Regions from separate parts of the Homo sapiens genome. Here region 1 is linked to region 2. Evidence: chromatin contacts called from ENCODE Hi-C or POLR2A ChIA-PET data. All regions are on one chromosome and are shown on one strand. The core of a region is the stretch at or near the end of the contact, and the rest is flanking DNA. Distances in the headings are between cores, read along the strand shown.

Evidence for each region. A loop is a pair of places that touch in the nucleus more often than their neighbours do. ChIA-PET counts read pairs that join two places held with the same protein, here RNA polymerase II (POLR2A).
Region 1: a map of stomach shows a loop between it and region 2 (2.0-fold over the local background). The contact joins two enhancer-like sites. A Hi-C loop is called at or near these places in 1 of 168 maps with a recorded cell type or tissue (stomach). POLR2A ChIA-PET finds 5 or more read pairs at or near these places in 2 of 52 experiments (K562 and RWPE1).

The regions. Positions count from the first base shown.
Region 1 is chr22:29,748,997-29,753,024 of GRCh38, reverse strand. All of the region lies in intron 1 of ZMAT5 (zinc finger matrin-type 5), which reads left to right. Among named protein-coding and RNA genes, the nearest start is that of ZMAT5, 16 kb to the left of the region's middle. Within about 2 kb of position 1,749, at least 5 of the 41 ENCODE cell types and tissues checked have a DNase peak (open chromatin) inside an H3K27ac peak, as active enhancers do.
Region 2 is chr22:29,853,192-29,857,277 of GRCh38, reverse strand. No RefSeq gene overlaps it. Among named protein-coding and RNA genes, the nearest start is that of ASCC2, 17 kb to the right of the region's middle. Within about 2 kb of position 1,362, at least 8 of the 41 ENCODE cell types and tissues checked have a DNase peak (open chromatin) inside an H3K27ac peak, as active enhancers do.

The DNA.
Region 1 (4,028 bases), core at 500-2,999, 100 kb after region 2:
GCTCTCGGAGGTGAGATGGGGGTGCTGTGACCTGCTTCTTAGGGTGAGAGGGTCAGGGAGGGGCCTGCCCAGGTGGTGCTCAGTGAGCATGCTTTCCCGTCCCAGAGGGACTGTGCTGCCCGTTGGTCTCCCTGGCCTGACACTGCACATGTGTCTGTGACAGGTAGATAGAAAGCATTGCCGGCTTGGTGCGGTGGCTCTCGACTGTAATCCCAGCACTGCAGGAGGCAGAGGTGGGAGGATCACTTGAGCTCAGGAGTTTGAGACCAACCTGGGCAACATGGCGAGACCAATATTTACATTTTTTAAAAAAGCGTTATTTTGGGCATCTTCTCATCTGATCACTGGATATTAGAACCAGAGAGGCCTTTAGAGATCAACTGGTCCTGCCACTGCAGCTTCCCACATGGGGAAACTGAGGCCCAGAGAGGGCAAGTGGCTGAGTCACAGACTGAGCCACGTGGCAGAGCTGGGACTGGAATGTGGGGTCGTGTTGACCCATCCAGGATGGCCGAACACTTCTCATGTGCTAGATGATGGGTGGGCAGAGGAGGGCATGGGTGGGCAGCCATGGCCCTGAGCTGAGGCTGACAAGGTGATGAAGTGAAGGGAACCATTAGCTGGTTTGCCCCCCATGGAGTGGAGGGGGTGAGAGAGAGGGGGGAAAACATGAACACCCACACATATACACACACATACAGCCCACCAAAGGGGCTTACCATTTGGGTCAGAGTGTGGCTGGGGAGGCAGGCCGAGGAGCGTGTGGTCCAGTTTCCTGGTGGGCTGGTGTTTGGGACAGCTAGCACGGCAGCATGAAGACAGGCTTTCCTGGCAGACCTGAGCCCCAGGTACCCTGAGGCCTGCTCTGCCCTTCCTATGTGTGTGAGCTGGGGCCCCTCATGGCACCTGTCTGGGCCTCAGTTGCCTCATTCATGAATGAGATTATAATCCACACCTCTTGGGGCTTGAAGGGGCTAGCATGGTCCTAGGGTGTAGCTAGTGATTAATAAAGGAAAATTGTCATTATTATGATTTGTTGGAAGGAGACTTTTTTTTTTTGGATGGGGGTCTTGCTGTGTTGTCCAGGCTGGAGTACAATGGCTCAGTCTCAGTTCACTGCAGCCTCTGCCTCCTGGGCTCAAGCCAGCCTCCTGCCTCACTTCCTGAGTAGCTGGGAATACAGGCATGTGCCACCACACTCAGCTGATTTTTGCATTTTTTGTACAGATGGGGTTTCACTCTATTGCCCAGGCTGGTCTTGAACTCCTGGTCTCAAGCAATCGACCCATCTCGGCCTCCCAAAATGCTGGGATTAAGGAGGAGACTTTCATTATGTGATCAGGAGTGGGGACCCTAGAGGCCTGCTACCTGGATTCCAAGCCCAGCGGGGCTCCTTCCTAGCAGTGTGACCTTGGCTAAGTCACTTCATTTCTGGAACCTGAGTGCCCCCATCTAAAAAGGCATAACAGGCCCTCCCCCACAGGTTGTCCTGGGGATTAAATGAGATGATGCATATAGAGCTTTCAGCTTAGTGCCAGCACGTAGTAGGTATTCAATAAACCACTAGCCCTAATAATAGGTAATATTTATTGAGCACTTGCTTAATGCCAGGTATTATCAGCATCATTTTCACCATCTGCATTAGGAAACTTCTCTGTACCACTTCCTGATCAAGCAGCCATTGCCTCATATTCCCACAGTGAACGTAGAGGCCTAGAGACAGGAAGTGACTTGCCCAAGGTCACACAGGCAGCTTTTCAATGCCTGTGTGGTTTTGTCTATCTAAGTAGGCCGCAGAGCCACCGTTCTGTTCCAGTCTCCCAGAGAACCACCCTCCCTGTCCCCTCCCTTCCCCATTACTCTCCAGCGCCAGCAAGCTTCTGGGAGCTTCAAGCTTTCTGAATGGCTTGGTTTAGCACTCGGCCGTTAAACGTTCATCTCTTACAATTTCAATCCAATTCCTATAAGTTTATTGACAAGATGGGGTGTATTAGAGCTGCCAAATTTAATATATCAAGTGTGCGTGTCTGGGACACGGTCCCTCTGCAGTAATGGGAGAAGAGAGGTTTTATATGTTTTCATTTTGAATGACTGTCTGTTCCTGATCCCATTACAGCCCCTGACTTAATGGCTGCTGTCCCTGTCTGCTGCAAGAATGGCTTTCTCCATCAACCTGCTTGGCTGTTGGGACTGTCTCTGTGTCTCTCCCCAGTCTCCTCCTCCTGAGCTGTGTTCCCCCATTGGTCCACTGTGGTGATCAGGTCCTGGGAGTCCAGGGCTTTGGCTGCTAGCCCGGATAGCTACCTTGTGACCTGGGGGAAATCATTTCTCTTCCTCATCTGGGCCTCAGGAACCTTTTCTGTGAAGTGAGGGGTCTGACCACAGGGTGAGCAGTTGGTCTGGGCTCAGCCTTGGCAGATCCCCCTTGGTGGCCCAAAGTGGACCTGTCTGTCCTCCTGTTTTGCAGCACCATACTCATGGACCCAAGGGCTGGCCATGAGAGTCACTGAATTGCCACCCACCTTGGGCTGCAGATCTCCTGGGTCAGGAGTGGTGGCTGTGGTCACCATGGCTGAGGGGTCTTAAGACCCCAAAATGTTTTCATTTCCCTCTGTGACTGGATTCGGACCTGCCACCTGATAATTTAGTGATCTCCTTGGGAAGCTGTCAGCATTCACTGCCTGCGCCCTCTGGCTTCTCTAAGCCTTGAACTGGCTGTGGAAGAGAGGACACCTGGCAATGTAACGTTAGGGGACTGGGTTTGCCTTCTGCTTATCAGCTGTGTGACCTTGGGCAAATCACACTCCCTCTCTGAACCTCAGTTGTCCCAAAGGGAAAATGAGAATTGATACATTTAACAAGTACTTCAATGCCTACTCTGTACTGTGCACTATTTTAGGTGCTGGGGCTCCAGCAGTAAACAAAACACAAACCTGCCCTCATGGGTTTATATTCTCATTGTGGGAGAAAGACAGTAAACATAACAAGTAACTTATTGCATGAAGGGTGTATTAGTCCGTTCTCACATTGCTATAAGGAAATACCCAAGACTGGGTAATTTACAAAGGAAAGAGGTTTAAGTGACTCACAGTTCTGCATGGCTGGGAAGGCCTCAGGAAACTTACAATCATGGCAGAAGGGAAAGGGGAGGCAGGCACCTTCTTCACAAGGCAGCAGGAGAGAGAAGTGCTGAGCAAAGCACGAAGAGCCCCTTATAAAACCATCAGATCCTGTGAGAACTCTTCACTATCATGAGAACAGCATGGGGGAAACCACCCCCATGTCAGTTACCCCCACCTGGTCTCTCCCTGGACACCTGGGGATTATGGGGATTACAATTCGAGATGAGATTTGGGTGGGGATACAAAGCCTCACCATATCAAAGGGTGATACATGCTATGAGGGAAAATAAAGCAGGGAGTGGAGGAAGCTAAGTGGAAGATTCTGCCATCTTGGATAAAGTAGCATTGGAGCAAAGATGGAAGGGGTCAGGAGGGGAAGTGAGGCGGGAGTTTGCAGGAGGGCATACCCCTCCCTGGGGAGCCTTGGGTGCAAAGGCCGGGAGGTGGCCATGTGCCTGGCATGTGTGAGGAGCAAAGGGGAGGCCGGTGTGGCCTATATGATGCAAATGTGGAGGTCAGAGGTATGGTAGGGGATGGGGCGGTGGCTCGTACCTGTAATCCCAGCACTTTGGGGGGCCAAGGCGGGAGGACACTTGAGCCCAGGAGACCAGCCTCTGCAACATAGCGAGACCCCATCTCTACAAAAAAATTGTTTTTTTAAGTTAGGAATGATGACACGCACCTGTAGTCTCAGCTACTTGGGAGACTGAGGTGGGAGGATCACTTGAGCCCAGAAGGTTAAAGCTACAGTAAGCCGTGATCACACCACTGCACTCCACCCTGGGTGACAGAGCGAGACTCTGTCTCAAAAAAATAAAACCCTATGTGGTAGGAGACAAGGGAGGCCAGCCACAGGGTATAAGGTGGCAGTTCAGCCTACTTACATGTTAGAATCACCTGATAGAC
Region 2 (4,086 bases), core at 113-2,612:
ATAATACAGTCTTTTTAAATTTGTGGTTATGTGAGTCTAAAATATTTGTGTATGTAAGTATATATTTGATGTATTAACATAATAATATTAACATACCATATTAACATACCGTAACACATGAACTAATTATTTTTCCATTTTTTATTTTTTTAGAGATGGGGTCTCACTATGTTGCCCAGGCTGGAGTGCAATTGCTGTTCACAGGTGTGATCATAGTACACTGCAGCCTCAAACTCCTGGCCTCAAGATGTCCTCCCATCTTGGTCTACCAAGCAGCTGGAATTATAGACGTGGCTTTCACTTTTATATATAATATAAAACCTGAGATTTCATTAACTCCCAATGTACCCTCAATTCAAATTATTAGACACTTTGAAGCCAGCTAATATTTATTCAACAAATACTGAGCACCTTCTCTGTGCCAGACACAAGCCTTGGCCCTGAGGACATGATTGGTGAACTAGACATAGTACTTGAATGTCTAGGAATTTATCACCTGCTGCGAGGGACAAACACATCAATAGACGAGTACAAGGCAATGTGCTAAGGTTTATTTTAGGCAACTTGGGAACTTACAGGAGGAACCTTACTCAGTTTGAGAAAGTCAGAAGGGCTTCCTAGAGGACATGGCACTCAGCTGAGACCTGAAAGATGATTCTAAGTATACCAGGTACAAGGGGAACAGGAGTAGGAAGAACATCTCCTGCAGTGGGACCAGCTGGGATACAGGCATGGGAGCTAGAGGGGTGAGATGGTCATGGAGTCACAGTTGACTCAACGGTGGGTGTTTATGGGACAAGATAAGATACAGTTGAAGAGGTTTAAATGCCCCACACAGTTCCTTGAACTGCCATGGAGAACCATTACAAAATATCAATCTGGGGCTCGTCAGTAACCATTCTATTTTGTTCCAAATTGCCCAGATATGCCTAACCATAAACTGAGATATTGACAAATATGTATAAACTGGGCTGTTTTCATGCCCTGCTGGCACTGCTGATTTTCTGTTACGGAGCTAAAGGATTGTCAAAGGCAAAAAGTATTGGGCCTGCGGGTCTCATTGGCAATCCACAAGGAGCAAGCTTTCAGCCCGGGGAAGTGGCCAAGGGCCCTATTAGGAGGAGGACACAGTAGGTGGCTGGGCAGGGGCCAGAGGGATGAGAAAATGAGGCACTCATCCAAACAGCGTCAGGGATTATCAGTGGGCATTGGCAGAGGGCACAGAGCCCAGGGGAGCAGAGACGTATTATGACATGTCTGTCTATAGTCAGTAGGGAAACAGCAAGGCCACTAGAGACAAGGAGACAGCCCATTCTCCAGCTTCCTCTTACTATCTCTGCAAAAGCTGCTTTGTGCCTTGTCACTGGCAAGCCACCCCAATGAAACACTCGATGACCGAGTGGCGTTGAGAACACACCAGTAGTAGCCTGATACATTGGTCAGAACCACAGGAGCTCAGCTAGAGGCATAGCCGCCTTCTCTCTTTGGCTGGTGACATGTTGATAAAGTTCTCAAGTCCTGCAGTCAGCCCCTGACAGCTTCTCTGGGCAACGGTTCATGTTGGGACGCTTCTGCCACCCTCCTGCCCACCCCAGGCACAGCAGCTGGCGGGCTGCTGCCTCCTGCCAGGAAAGGTCTGGACCTCGCTGGAAATTCAGAAGCTTGACTTTCAGTCCCTTAGTGCAGCATCCTCTGAGCACAGCCCCTGATCAGCAGGCAGGAGGCCAATTTAAAAACACAAAACATACTTATTTCTCACATGTCTAAAAAGTGTATAGACAAATCTAAATCTCAGACCAGGTAAAATCTTTGACTTATCCTAGATTCCCCTAAAAGTAGAGTCTGAGTCCGGGCAGGATGGCTCACGCCTATAATCCCAGCACTTTGGGAGGCTGAGGCAGGCAGATCACCTGAGGTCAGGAGTTCAAGACCAGCCTGGCCAACATGGCGAAACCCTGTCTCTACTAAAAATACAAAAATTAGCCGAGTGTGGTGGCACATGCCTATAGTCCCGGCTACTCAGGAGGCTGAGGCAGGAGAATCACTTGAACCCGGGAGGCGGAGATTGCAGTGAGCCAAGATCACATGACTCCACTCCAGCCTGGGCAACAGAGCAACTCAGTCTTAAAAAAAAAAAAAGAAAAAAAATTGTCTTGGTGCAGTGGATCACGCCTGTAATCCCAGCACTTTGGGAGACCGAGGCGGGCAGATCATGAGGTCAAGAGATCGAGACCATCCTGGCCAACATGGTGAAACCTTGTCTCTACTAAAAATACAAAAATTAGCTGGGCGCTGTGGTGCGCACTTGTAGTCCCAGCTACTTGGGAGGCTGAGGCAGAAGAATCACTTGAACCTGGGAGGCAGAGGTTGCAGTGAGCTGCGACTGCGCCACTGCACTCTAGCCTGGTGACAGAGCGAGAGTCTACCTCAGAAAACAATACAAAAAACAAACAAACAAAATCAGTCTCAGTATTCTGTTATAGCAACACAAAATGGACTAAGACATGTGTTCAGCATCCCTCCCTCCATTTCTGGGAACAGCATCTCTATTTTGGGATTGGGAAACCACTCTCTCACTTCCAGTTCCTGTGATTGGGTGAGGCTAACCTCTCCTCGTTCCCAAGACACCAACTCCAAGGGTTGCTCAAGTCCCAGGTCCAGCCGATCAACACAGCCTGTTCCTCCCTGCCAGCTACAATGATGAGTTCAGGACCAGTCCCTAGATCATAGGTGCTTAGATCTTCATTTCAGTACTCACACAGCCATGTATTTTGGGAATGCGATTCCATCCCATGGGTAGGACCTGAGAGGCTTAAACTAACCAGTTTAAGTACATCCATTCCACTGAATGAAGACACTAATTTTGGAGTGAGCATGTGACCAAAGTGGCCCAGCCAGCCTGACTCTCAAGACTGCCTTGGAATGCTGGAACACGTGTGTTCTTTCTGTGCTCATGGGAAGAAGGAAACCCATGGTGCCAGCTGCTGCTGGAGGGCATCTTAAGACCCCAAGGTGAACCAGTCTCAGTAGAACACCTCACTATATATGGCAGAGCACAAAGACAAAACCAGTGCCTGAGGACACAGGTGAGTTGTTGCATCAGCCAAACTCGAAGCTCGACTTACTTCTGGATCTCCAGTTATGTGAATCAATCGTTCCCCTTCACTGTTTAAGTCCATTTATGGTGGATATTTTGCTACCTGCAAGCTGAATGCAAACCTAACCAAGCCTGAACTTAAACCTAAAAGAGAACCATTAGTTCATGTAATAGAAAGGTCCCAGGCTGGATGCGGTGGCTCATGCCTGTAATCCCAGCACTTTGGGAGGCCGAGGCAGGTGGATCACCTGAGGTAAGAGTTGGAGACCAGCCTGGCCAACATGGTGAAAGCCCGTCTCTACTAAGAATACAAAAATTAGCCCGGCATGGTGGCACATGCCTGTAATCCCAGCTACTTGGGAGGCTGGGGTAGGAGAATTGCTTGAATCCAGGAGGTGGGGGCTGAAGTGAGCCAAGATCGTGCCACTGCACTCCAGCCTGGGTAACAGTCGGAGACTCTGTCTCAAAAAATAAATAAATAGAAGAAAAGTCCCAGGGTAGAGACACTCCGAATAAGCTGAGGCTTTACATCCATGATCTCATTTGATTGCCTTCTCATACTGGTGACTACTATTCAGATCCCCCTTCAGTAGATGAGAAAAAAAAATATTTAAAAAATTGATGGCACTTACCCAGTAGTTCTCAAGCAGAAGAAATGTTGTGCCCCTCCCCCCAACCCAGGAGACTAGGGACACTGGATAATGTCTACAGACATTTTTGGTTGTTGTAACTTGGGGGTGGGGAAGGGGAAGGAGGGAGCTGTGGTACTGGCACCTGGTGAGTAGAAGCCAGAAATGGTACTCAATATCCTATAATGCATGGAACAGTCTCCCACAACAAGGAATTATCCAGGCCAAAATGTCAGTAGAGCTGACATTGAGAAACCCTGCTTGATTAAATCCAGGGTCACTTGGATGGTAGGCTCAGATTCAAACCCAAGTCACTCCACAGAATGCTGCTTGAGCCCACTCTAAATATGCAATACATCC